Regions from separate parts of the Mus musculus genome. Here all the other regions are linked to region 3. Evidence: chromatin contacts called from ENCODE Hi-C or POLR2A ChIA-PET data. All regions are on one chromosome and are shown on one strand. The core of a region is the stretch at or near the end of the contact, and the rest is flanking DNA. Distances in the headings are between cores, read along the strand shown.

Region 1 (3,002 bases), core at 435-2,934, 140 kb after region 3:
GAAAACAAATATGGCAGAATTTACATTATGGAGGTTATTGTGCAGATTAAATGTGCATAAAACACTCAGGCTTGAGAATTTCTGACTGAAAGTTTGTCTCTGCCCTTTGAGAAGACTATGTGTGATGTGACCTGAGGAGGCCTGGCCAGCAGTTTACCTGAAATCTTGCTGCTGCTTCTTCTCTTCCTTCCTTCCCTCCTTCCCTCCTTCCCTCCTTCCCTCCTTCCCTCCTTCCTTCCTTCCTTCCTTCCTTCCTTCCTTCCTTCCTTCCTTCCTTTCCTTTGTTTATTTATGCAATGCCAACAAATGAGCATGTGTGTCGAACCAGGCAGCTTTTGATGAATCAGATTCGGTCCTGCTTTTGCCACTCTGGTGCCAATACATATCACAGTTGCAATCTAGGGTGGGCAAGCACTGCCCTGGGAAGCACACAGTCCTCAGGTAGCATTTGGGATGGAGTAGAAAAAGAAGAGACAAGGCTGACAGAGAAAGCCTGGTAAAGGTGATGTGTTCAGACCGTGGTCTAAGAGGTGGGGGCGGGGGACGCATCACCTGTAGGCATTTTGGCTGGGCTGAAGTGTTGAGAGAGGTGGGATAATTGTGACTTTGAGATATGGTAAGATAACAATCTGCTTGTGCTGGGAGTTTTCTCTTGCCTCCCCAGTGAGGTTCCAAGCCTCAGATGTTGATCCCATAGCCTCTTTGTTCACCAAAAATACACCTCTGTGGCATTCCTCACATTTAGAACTGGAGACTGTGATATCTTCATCCACAGAAACATGATGGATTGTAGCTCAACGTAGTCAGAATGATGCTCTATCTATCTATGCTCTATAACTGCACTCCATTTAACATGTCAAATGTAGAAAAGGGGAACCGGAGCCTTTCTACTGACAATGCAGAGCACCGTGTTGGCAGATCTAGCTGTTTGACTCTGACCCGAGCTTTACGCTGGCTCTGAGTGTGTTTAAATTTGAATTTGAGTGTTTTGCTGGGCGAGGCTGTCTACACTGTGTTTCCATGACACCATCACTCCCTGCTGTTTAATATCTGGCTCCCATCCTCACACTGATTTTACCTACTTGGCCCAGGGAGCTGCTGGCCTTGGGCGGCTTTTTCTAGGCAGCAGAGGTTAGAGATGCAGCCATTGTTTCGAGCTGATTCATCATCAGCCTGATGCTAATTCACAAAGTCAGGCATGGTAATTTGGAGGGGCTTCTCAATTTCCACTAACCAAAGGCTTTTAAGTCCCTCTTCTTCAACCCCCCTCCTCTTCTTTTATCTTGCCCTCTTAACACTTTACTTGGATAACACAATCAAATCAAATTCTATATATAAAAAGCATATGGGATGCGGGAGCCCTCAAAGCACAGGGTTGAGTTAGCCATATAGAGACAGTGTAGCAGGAGGAGATGAGATGGGAGACAGACAAGTAAGGAGGGTCAGTTCTGTTGGGTGGGTTGGAGAACCAGAGAAGAGTGTTTAGGCTGTGCTGGGGATCAAGATGAGACCAGCAGGAATTAGACAAAGGCAGGTGCATTATGGGTGGAGAAAAGGGAAAGCCAAGGCTTAGACACTCGGCCTGCTGCATGTAGACACTCGGCCTGCTGCATGTAGACCCTCACAGGTCTCACAACAGAGCTGCGGTAGGTAGGTAAGCAAGAGAGGGGCTTGAACTATAGATGCTGATGCTGTGGCGCTGCCTTCCCTCCCTACCCCTTCTGCTGGCCTGCAGGGTGGTACTTGAAACTTCCTGGCAGCACGCCAAGTTGAGTCAGGCACCACGTGCTGCCCTAGAGGAAGCATGCAGCATCTTTCAAAGGTTTTTTTGTTTTTTTTTTTTTTTTTTTTTTTTAAAGAAAAGAGTCCCAGGAGAGGAGAGGGGCTGAGTCAGTCCTGGCAGGAAAGTGGAGGACACACACAGACCAAGCCCAAAATAGCTCCTGGGGGCTGAGCAGAAGGAAATTAGATAACTGGTCTGGTCTGCGTGGGCAATGCTTTTGGAAGGCCAGTAAGACGGTGAGAACAGGGCAGTGGTCCCTTCTAGAGGTCAGGAGTGAAGGCTGGCAGGGGATATCTCTGAGCACGTGATTTTTAAAACCTCAGAATACAGAGCATTCTTCAGTGGATGCTAGCCCATAGGTGGATGGCAAGCTTACTAGCCTCGCTACCTGAAATACTCTTCTACATCTTTGGAGGTCACAGACTAGGGGCGGCTTTCTGGTCGGTCTTCCTGAGTGAGGGAAAAAAATCCTGTCATTCTCCTTGTGTCACCTCCCCCTGTCTCTTGGACTGTGGTGTCCTGTTAAGAAAACACGTCAAACTTTATATGCCCCAGAACAGGGGAACGCCAGGGCCAAAAAGGGGGAGTGGGCGGGTAGGGGAGTGGGGGTGGGTGGGTATGGGGGACTTTTGGTATAGCATTGGAAATGTAAATGCGCTAAATACCTAATAAAAAATGGAAAGAAAAAAAAAAAAAGAAAACACGTCAGAAAAGCGTTTCTGTGGTCGTGGTCCCAGACCTTCTGTCTGTCTGGTTTGGGTCCTTACGTGGCAGGCCACCTGTGTAAGAATCCCCAGGGCTGGATACCATGCCAACGTGTCCAGTTGCTCTCTTTCATCACTGTGTTGTTTTTGTGGGAGCCTGATTCAGGAAAATGATGATCCCAGTCATTTACACAACCCCGAGCAGCTTGGCGTTCCCCAGGGCTGCTGCAAGGCAGTCAGGTCTACACTCCTTAAAGCCACAGGAAACAGCCAGTCCACGTTGCGCATGCACTGCAGCAGCTTCTTATAGGTCAAGGAGATTTAGATTTTGAATAAACAGGAGAGGGGGTGTTTCTCAAGCTTCTCAGAAGCGCTCGGACCTCAGGCCTGTCATCTGCTACTAAATTTGGCTTTTTTTCATCTTCCTTGCGCAGGATTCCTTGGCAGCCGTGGCACAGATTCCGGGATAGCTTTAGATAAACAACTTGGTTGCCGAGGACTGTTACCTGTTGTGG
Region 2 (2,965 bases), core at 24-2,523, 200 kb after region 3:
TCAATTCCACATGACAGTTATCACATTCCTCATCTGCATCAAAGTGAAGAAGTAAAAACCTCATGGTTAGGACAGTAGGCACAAGCCCTAAGGCAAGGGATTAACAGGAGTAGACTGCCTCCCCTGGGTCCACAAAGGAATGGTGACAGGTGTCAGAGCCAAGCATGGGGCGCCAGGGCCTCTGGGGCCCACAAAGCAATTAGTGACTTGCTCAGTGGCCGAGTTTCATGAATTTATCTCCTCTAGTCTTGCAAACCGACCATTCCTCTCTTCTGCTTGAGGGTGTCAGATGAGGCTGCTTGCTTAAGATCTTACAACAATCAGACTTTTCTTTGTTAAAAACAGTGACAAGGAAGGGTGGAGAGATGGCTTAGTGGGCAGCACACTTGCCGTGCAGATGTGAGGACATGAGTAAATCTCCAGAACCCAACTAGCAGCCTGGAGTGGTAGCTTAGCTTTAATTCTAGTTTCCCTAATGGAGAGATGGAAGGCAGGAACAGGAGAAACCCCGAAGTTCACAGGTCAGCTAGTTCAGAGTGGGACACCCTTTCTCAAACGATGTGAGGACTGCTACCAAGGTTTTCTCTGACCTTCATATTTTCTCCATGCCCGTGGTCTTGTGTGTGCGTGCGTGCACATGTGTGCACATACACACAGAGAGACAAAGAGACAGAGAGAGAGATAGAGACAGAGGGACAAAGAGAGATTTAATAAAAAGGAAATGTAAACATTTGTAGCATTGCCAAGTCTAAAATGAGCAAGAATCATAGCTTGTCCTGGAACAAATTTTACAGCATTCGAATAGTGAGTGGAACTGGGGGTGAGGGGGTGAGGGCCCAGCTGGGCCGACCAGAAGGATGGGATTCATGGTAGGCAGCCCTGTTAGACTCCTTTGACACTCGCCAAGCCAGTAAGGCTGAGAGCGCGATGTTCTCAGGCCCAGCCTTGACAATGGCATGCTTTATATCACTCCCAAAGCTGAGAATGGCTTTCCAGCCTGCAAAGGGGAGCTTTCTTCCGAACCTGAGAGATGGGAGGGCGATTTTGTGTCCATGTCCATGACCCCCCCCCCCTGCCCCAGCAGAACAGACTCAAATGGAAATGCCACCTGGCAAGGACATTCGCCTAAACAATCCACATTCTATTTGGGAGGAATGCCTGTCTTCTCAGGGTATGTTTGAGGCTCTGATGTCCCTCCTTCCCAATCACCATAATGAGATTGAAGCCATCCTCCACCCAAGGGCCTTAGGACCCGAGGACTTTCTCAGAAACTAACTAAAGCTCCACCCAAGCCAGCTGATATTTTTAGGCCCCGGGCTCCCGGATGCTTAGATGTTCTGTTTTCCTTCTGATTTTCTGGATCCTCTCAGCTCAGCAACAATAATGATTGCAAGTGACTGCAAAAATCTCTTGCACAGATCGAAATGATTCAGACAGCAATGGGTTCCCTGGGTCACCTTCCGGGATTAGCAAGATGCTTTAGCAAGCTCAGCTCTGGCCAAGGTTGTGTTCAAATGCTTACAGGAAACGGGAATCAACAAAAGGAGAGACGCCTGCCCACGTTGAATGTGCAGTCTCAGCCTGGTCTACAGAGTGAGTTCCAGGACAGCCAGGGCTATACAGAGAAACCCTGTCTCTAAAAACCAAACCAAACCAAACCAAACCAAACCAAACCAAACCAAACCAAACCAAAAAACAAAACCAAACAAAAGCGTGCAGTCTCAAGTGAGACAGGGGCACAGAGCCAGACTCATGGGCTTCAGGATAGACACAGCCTCCAAGGTATGAATCATGCAAGCCCGCTTCCAAGCCAATGGGTTGAACTCAAATCACATCTGCCAATATAAATTGTATTACAAGGCTGAGCAGGTTTCTCTGCTGGCAAACCACCACTCCTTTGCCTCTTCAGACAGTGAGGGAGTTATCTATCTTACAGCACAACGTGTTATTTCTACGGACAAATGTATGGATCTCCGTGGTTGTCAGCAAATCCCAGTGGCTCCCTGGTACCATCTTGCTGGAGGGACTGTCCCCACCTTCTCTCTATTGTATGATCCACTTTCTTAAGAGTTCCTGTGGAGATGAGAAGATGACTGTGGGTGGGAGGAGAGACTAGAAGAAGTCTTGGATGAAGAGAGTGCAAGGCAGGGGCCCCTCCAAAGGTCTTCTGGGAACAGTCCATGTTTAGAAAGGACCTTCTTAACTGTCATTAGTGATAGGGTCTTGGCAACTGTCTTTGGTGAGTTTCTTGGTCAATGGGGAGTTCTTGAAGTTTAGTTTCTTTATCTGGGTCATTGTTATTTTACAACAATAGTAAATGACATTTCCCCCAGGGGGGTGGCTGTTGAAGATAAGGACTGGGGACACAGGGTTCTCAGTCAAGTTACAGGCACTTAGTAAATGGAAACCTGGATCAGTTGGAGACAGCTGCACGTACAAGCGCACTGAAGGCACACTGTGTATATATAAGGAGAGGATTGTAGAGTTGGTTGCAGTTGGTTGTGCATGGGGAACTTTGGGGGCTACACATATGGCAATCCAGGTCAGCTCTGGGAAATTTCCTCTTAAATGAGACATCTTCCCAGGGGATGCCCTTGGCACGGCTGGGTTCCATGGGACTTCCTGATGGGTTGATTTTTGTCAGGGCTTCCTTGCAGGGCCTATGGAAGCTTCTGTTCCTGCTGGTAAGGGTGTGCTCAGCTCCCACTTGTCTAGGAGTCCAATGTAGCAAGGACAGACACAGGATGCTCAGTTACCTTCCCCATCTCGAATGAGTAATGAGTCACTTGGTTGTGTGTACCTGAGATTTTTATATATTACAAAATTCACTGGCATATGAAATTACGTTTAAATCTGTGCCCTGTGTTGTATGTGACAAGCCTCTTCCTGCCATGCCAGTGTCTATGGAGATTAAAGGGAAAACTCAGCAGGATGGTCCCCACTGCCATCTTGTGAAAGAGGAGTT
Region 3 (3,144 bases), core at 226-2,725:
TCCCAAGCTCCGTGACTACAACGGACACCTGCGCTAGTGGGTACCCTCATGTTTACAATAGGTTGGGGAAGAGAGGAGTTGAACAACTTCTCATAATGAATGAGATGTCTTTTTTAAAAAGACAAGTTAGTAGATTTCTGTTAACCTTGGTTTCTTCCACAAAACAGGGTTCTGAATGTGTATCTCAGGGTCTATGAGAGTAAATATGCTAAAGTAGCATCTATTATGCTATATAACACACACACACTATACATACACAAATACATATACTGGGGCATAAAGAGATATTCAGAGCACAGCACGGGTCATTGGGGAAGGGGATAAAATGAGAACAGAAGGGAACATGAGTCTCCTACGTACATACCCAGTTCCACAATGGCTGCTAGGCCAGTGGCTTCCAAATGGCCAGTGAAAGAAGAAAATAAAACCCACTTGAGGCCATCCTTTCTGGCTTAAAATTTGTCAGTGGCTTACTTAACTATAGCAGATGCCTTCATCCTCACGGGCTCTTTCTCTCTCAAAGCCCCTCATACAGATCCTCATTCTCTGGATCATGGAGAACTGAAGGAGAGCTCTTCCCTGCTGAGACAACTGTTTCTCTGCTCAATTCACCCAACCTTTTTCTTAGGGAGCTTCCTGTGGTCCAAGGTGGGCTGGCCAGCATCACTCTGTGGAAGCGTCCTGTGGGGTTCATCTCCTTTCAAACTGTGGGTCCTCCATCTCTCCAGCCTCTGCTTCCTCTCACCCATCATGCTCCACGCAGAAGACAGAACCCCATCCTGCATGCTGAAGAGGCAGGGTGTGAGGACTAGATCTGAGAGCTTGCTGTCTGGAGATCTGTTGCCCCCCCCCCCTAGTCAACATTACAGAGAGCTTAGCGCAGGCTCAGAGGGAGCTGGTGGCTCTTCAAAGTCACACAGCTGATTACCAGAAAGGTTCTCTCTCTCAGTGGAGGTTGCCACATCCCTTGGAACCCCCCCCCCCCACAATGCATCTTCATAGAGGACACAGCACCCAGTAGCAGCTAGGTGTTGGATTGAGTAAATGGTGACCCAAGAGAAACCAAAATGGCGGCTACTAAGGCAGGGCTCCCTGGGGAAAACCTCTGGCGAGGTAGAAGACAAGGTGGGAATTCACTGATGAGAAAAACAGTGAGCTCTAGGTCAATTACTGACAATTTACCTAGGGCAGATGAGGAGATGTTGTCTAATTGCGGCTTCACATAACACTCATAAAAACTAGTGATATTGTTGGAAGCAAGTTGAGCCCTGAAAAGAGAAAGCTGAAGGTGGCACAGATCTGTGACATCCAGACACATTCTCCGGGGGAAAGGTTACAAAGTTACTGGGCTAGTGACTAGTCATGAGTCATCCCCAGAGTAAACAGATAACAGGCAAGAAGGTTACATGGTGACAATTCAGAGACCGCTGAACTGTGAAGATTATGTGGGGCCTCTCAGGCTAAGCACTTTCAGAATGTCGGGAAGCCATGGTAACCCTCACAAACATTCCACAGGCAGTGATTGTGACCGCCAGTCTCTCTTCCCCCACTCCCAGTTTGGAATGTACTTTGAAACAGTGGGACCATGTTTTCTTCTTAACTCCTCCCATCATCTGTTCCAGAATCTTCAACAACTACCTCCTTGAATTCACAGGATTACCTGGGATTTAGGAAGTCATGGTATGCTTCATGATGAAACTCTGAATTGGAGGTCATCTAAAAAGAGTTATTCCCTTGTGGCTACATCTCCAAGTCTGTTAAAGGCTAATCCCAAGCCTACATGAAAAGAGATTTATAGTACAGAAAACTGTGCATTTAACTCCCCACTCCATAACTATGGCGTTCTTACCCACAGACCCAATCAACCAATACAACAGAATGTATTTGGACAAAGCATTGCAGCCACGGTGAACATGTATAATTTTTTGGGGGGGTCATGATCCCATAAACCATGAAGTACAACAACAGAATAGTATTTGCACTGTGTGAAGCTTGATAGGGTCTAGAGACCCTTTAGCACATGTGAGAAGATGTAATGAATCATAAGAAAACACTAAGCCATTTTATGTAAGAGACTTAAGCAGCTATGGACTCTGCTATCTACTAGAGCAGGGGTTCCTGGAACTAATCTCCAGGAAGGTGCGGGATAATTAAACTGCACATGAGTCAGGATTGGAAAATGCTTGGTTAGGAAATTCTTAGAGCCTCCCAGCTATGTTCACGAAAATGTATCATGGTGCCTTTCTTTGGGCTGGCTCAGATGGAGTTCCATTGCGTACCTCTTTATCTTCCTAGAGAAGTGGGGGAGCTGAGTATATGCTTTCAGGGGGACTAAGGAGTATGAGACCCTCTGCATGTCCCAAACATTCACTCCCAAGCCAACCGTTGCTCCTTCTACACGCTTTCTTCATTCACTTTGCTGAGTTCTGATACCCATGTGTCTCCCACAAGCTTCTATTCCATCCGGGACTTGTACCCTTCCAACCTTGTTCACAGAACTCTCGGGCCAAACTTTCTGAAGATCTTATGTGTATCACCCCCAGGTGTGATTCTTAACACACATCTGTATGGTTACCTCCTGGCTCAAGATTTTCATGATCTGACCTAGGCCCATGGTTATGGCCTAGCTTAGTGACATTTGTCCTCCCGCAAGTATCTTAGGCTCTCGGCAGGACACACACCCCGCCAAGTCCTTTCTCATTTCCATCTTACTACACCCACACTTTCCTCTACATGGGGAGCTAGGACAGACATTCAAACTCACTCAGAAGGAGACCATATTAACCCATATACAGTAAATGCCAGCTCTAGTTTCAACTCTGAGGCTTTGTCCCCCAGGGTGAACTACCGGGGACTGGTGAGATCTTTTGGGGACTACTGGGAGGTCCTTATGTCATTGAAGCTATGTCCTTGAAGGAGATCGTAGGAACCTAGTCCTCCGGCCTCCTAACCATCAGGTGGGCAGATTAGCTCTGCTTCCTGCTTCAGTCATGTATTGCTTTAACCCAGGCACAAAGCACAGGTGCCAATCAATCATGCAATAGAAACTCTAAAACCCTGAGCCATAAAGAGAGCTCTTCTCTCTTCAAGGTGGTTATCCCAGGTCTTGTAACAGAAAGGTAACACAAGACTCAAACACAAAGT
Region 4 (3,032 bases), core at 260-2,759, 180 kb after region 3:
TTTGAAATTATTAGTAAAACACCATTTCAGATGTTTGACTCCAGCATGAATGCATCCAGTTGCCTTAGTCCTGTGGTGAGACAGTATATCATGGTGGGAGCATGTGACTGAACAGAAGAACCACAAAGAAATGAATGTGAGGGAGGTTCCCTGGCGTCTCCTAAGGACACACCCCCAGCTCCCACCTCCTAAAGGCTCTACTACGCCCTAATCTCATGGCCCTGTCATCAGGCTTCTGCCTCATCTGGAGATCAACTTTTTCACATGGACCTTTGGGATGACTTAAGACAAAAATCCAGAAAATAGCCACTTTAGTTAACTTCCCATTATACATTATAGTATAATACACTGTGTTGAATATTTACTCCTTGCTAGTCTCTTTAAAGCATCACAATTTTAAAGAGGAAAATGATAGAAAAGTGATATACCCTTTCATTGATACATCATGACTTCTTTTTAGGTTTAAACAGTTGAGATCCATAAGCCCTTCGTTGTTCACAGCAGGGCATGTATGCTATTTAGAAAACTCCTCTAGGTTTGTGGTCCAAAGTGTCAAAATTTTCTAAGTGGTGGTTTGACTGAAATTGGCCCCCTACAGGCTCACAGGGAGTGGCACTATTGGGAGGTGTGGCCTTGTTGAAAGAAGTGGGTGGGCTTTGGGGTTTGGGGGACCCAAGGCAGTCCCAGTATCACCCTCTCTTCCTGTTGCCTGCAGATCTGTGTGTAGAACTCTCAGCTCCCTCTCCAGCACTGTGTCTGCCTGCGGGGCCGCTATGCTTCCTGTCATGATGACAGGGGACTAAACCTCTAAACTATGAGCCAGTCCTGATTAAATGCTTTTCTTTATGAGAGTTGCTGTGACCATGGTGTCTCTTCATAGCAATAGAAACCCTAACTAAGACAGTCAGAATGATGGATATTCTGGCTTATATTTTTGTATGATTGGTAAGGGAGGAGTCTCACAGACTATCTACCACTGTGGTGACCTCAAATATAGGTGATCTTTCATTCCCCATATATTCCCAGGGCCAAATTGTCTATTGCACACATGTCATGGTAGACTGTGTGCCTTTGTATCACGATGCTGCATGAGTTGGCCCTTAAGTTAGAGTATTTCTAGAAGCAATGCCTATGAATAGCAGTAACTTATCAATGTTCAGAGGTGACTGAAAGCCAACTAAATATATCCCCTTAAACCCAAGCTAAATATGCCAACTCAACTTTACCTCAGCACTGTTCCAAAAATACTGTAGAAAGTCTCTGCCCAGGGTGTGGGAAGCAGGAGGGGGTGGGGTGGGAATGGAAGAGAGTCTTACCACCATTACAATCAGAGCATCCTGGTTTTGCAAAGTTTTCAAAGCTTATGTGACTATGGGCTCGACAGCCTACCCTTTATTGAGAGATACATTCTTGGACTTTTATAGATACCAAAATGCATGATGCTCAAGTCTCTTCTTAGATACAGCAGCACAGCCTCTGTATGTAATCTATACAATCCTTGCTGCTAAATCATCTCTTGACTACGTACCATTCCCGACACAGTGCCTGCCCACACATCACTTCATTAGGTTGCATTTGTCATAGAACCTGGCATACAACAAATTCAAGTTTTGCTTTTTGATTCAGTTCAACTTTCAGAATCTGGTTTCTGAATCTGTGGTTGCAGACACCAGCTACTGTGCCCGTTTGAAAACCGAGCATGGTGCTCGCCTGCTGTTAGTGGGAAGGAACAGAAAAATTAATCTATAAAATATAACAAAGATGGATGAATGATCAAAGTCAAGGCTGCCGTCAGTCCTGCTGTGTCAAGGGCATCTCTCTGTTCCAGATCGAGTCTCAGGGAGCAGTCAGGCAGTTGGCTTAAGACTGGAGAGATTAGAAGTTTAGTTTTCATGTTTGTGAGGCTTTTCAAAAGCAAGTGAAGGAAGTGAAAACAAGAAGCCAGAGCACACAAGCAACCACACAAAAGGAACTTCTCCATCAGGCCTCCGGGTGTGTCCATTGCTTTGGCAGTTCCATGTGCTGCTCCTGGAGAGAACACTCCACTGAATCTGAGATTTGTTGGTTGGTTTCTAAGGTCCCTTTATGGCAATTCCTTCTTCCCTCCCTCCCTCCCTCCCTCCCTCCCTCCCTCCCTCCCTCCCTCCCTTTTTTCTGAGTGTCCCTTGATATCCTGAGCTGGGACAAGGTTTCCTGCTCATTTCCTCATCCTCTGGGGCCCTGGTATTCTGTTCCTGCATCGCTGCAATGACTGTGCACCAACTGTGCTACTGATAGCTGTGCGCGCCGCCGTATTGCCATAGAGCAGGGGACACGGTGGCAGACAAGATGGACACATCTTCTCTCCTCGCAGAGCTTCCATGATAGTTGATGAGGCAAACGGCCAACGAGAGGAGAAAGAATAATGTATGCTTGCCAGAGTGTGACTTATGCTGCAGAGGTCGAGAAACCAGGGAAGGGAGGGGGATTGGAAGGGGCAGCAATTTCAAGAATGTGATGTCAAGAATGTGGGAAGAGGACACTGGGTCTACATAGGAGGGGAGGATAAAGCTGTCAAACATCTGAGTAACTGTAGAGTCCCAGACACCCAGAGAAACTGGCAAGCCAGTGTCTGTAATGAAGTGTGAGAGGTGGAGAGAGGCAAGAGAGAAATACTCTCACGGACCCTGGTGAGGATGATTGATTAGAGCTGACTCTTACTCCTAAGTTAGCGCTTTTCATAGTAATAGCCTTTAGTATTGGCAGCATAGAGAAAAGGGGATCATGCCAAAACCAAACCAAAAAAAAAAAATGGTAGCAAGTCCAGGGGATTTACGGGAATGATGGAAGGCATCTCAGGCCTCGTGGAGCAGAGAGGTATGTGGGTTTCATATGACCCAGACTGCCCAGAGGGTGATCTGGCCCCAGTCCTGAAGAAATAACCATTCCAGTAAAAAAGAGTACCTTGCTCACCCTGGGGTAGTAGACTGGAATGTGGTAAGCAAGGCGGCAAAGAGGCCATTGACGGGGTCATTGCAGTAGCTCAGGCCACA

Evidence for each region. A loop is a pair of places that touch in the nucleus more often than their neighbours do. ChIA-PET counts read pairs that join two places held with the same protein, here RNA polymerase II (POLR2A).
Region 1: POLR2A ChIA-PET joins it to region 3 with 24 read pairs in embryonic stem cell. The contact joins the enhancer-like site here to the promoter of 4930444M15Rik in region 3. A Hi-C loop is called at or near these places in 3 of 37 maps with a recorded cell type or tissue (heart and left cerebral cortex). POLR2A ChIA-PET finds 5 or more read pairs at or near these places in 4 of 5 experiments (Patski and embryonic stem cell).
Region 2: POLR2A ChIA-PET joins it to region 3 with 19 read pairs in Patski. The contact joins the enhancer-like site here to the promoter of 4930444M15Rik in region 3. POLR2A ChIA-PET finds 5 or more read pairs at or near these places in 3 of 5 experiments (Patski and embryonic stem cell).
Region 4: POLR2A ChIA-PET joins it to region 3 with 12 read pairs in Patski. The contact joins the enhancer-like site here to the promoter of 4930444M15Rik in region 3. A Hi-C loop is called at or near these places in 1 of 37 maps with a recorded cell type or tissue (Patski). POLR2A ChIA-PET finds 5 or more read pairs at or near these places in 1 of 5 experiments (Patski).

Annotation. Positions count from the first base shown.
Region 1 is chr14:76,656,552-76,659,553 of GRCm38, forward strand. The region is part of intron 2 of 1700105F02Rik (a long non-coding RNA gene); the gene reads right to left. Among named protein-coding and RNA genes, the nearest start is that of 1700108F19Rik, 20 kb to the right of the region's middle. Within about 2 kb of position 1,685, at least 2 of the 3 ENCODE cell types and tissues checked have a DNase peak (open chromatin) inside an H3K27ac peak, as active enhancers do; they include heart and left cerebral cortex, where a contact is called at or near this core.
Region 2 is chr14:76,723,663-76,726,627 of GRCm38, forward strand. No RefSeq gene overlaps it. Among named protein-coding and RNA genes, the nearest start is that of 4930431P22Rik, 35 kb to the right of the region's middle. Within about 2 kb of position 1,274, at least 3 of the 3 ENCODE cell types and tissues checked have a DNase peak (open chromatin) inside an H3K27ac peak, as active enhancers do.
Region 3 is chr14:76,519,380-76,522,523 of GRCm38, forward strand. 4930444M15Rik (RIKEN cDNA 4930444M15 gene) reads right to left here and starts at 1,476. Exons shown (of 4, transcript NR_045660.1): 1 at 1,183-1,476; 2 at 475-786.
Region 4 is chr14:76,700,325-76,703,356 of GRCm38, forward strand. No RefSeq gene overlaps it. Among named protein-coding and RNA genes, the nearest start is that of 1700105F02Rik, 24 kb to the left of the region's middle. Within about 2 kb of position 1,510, at least 1 of the 3 ENCODE cell types and tissues checked has a DNase peak (open chromatin) inside an H3K27ac peak, as active enhancers do.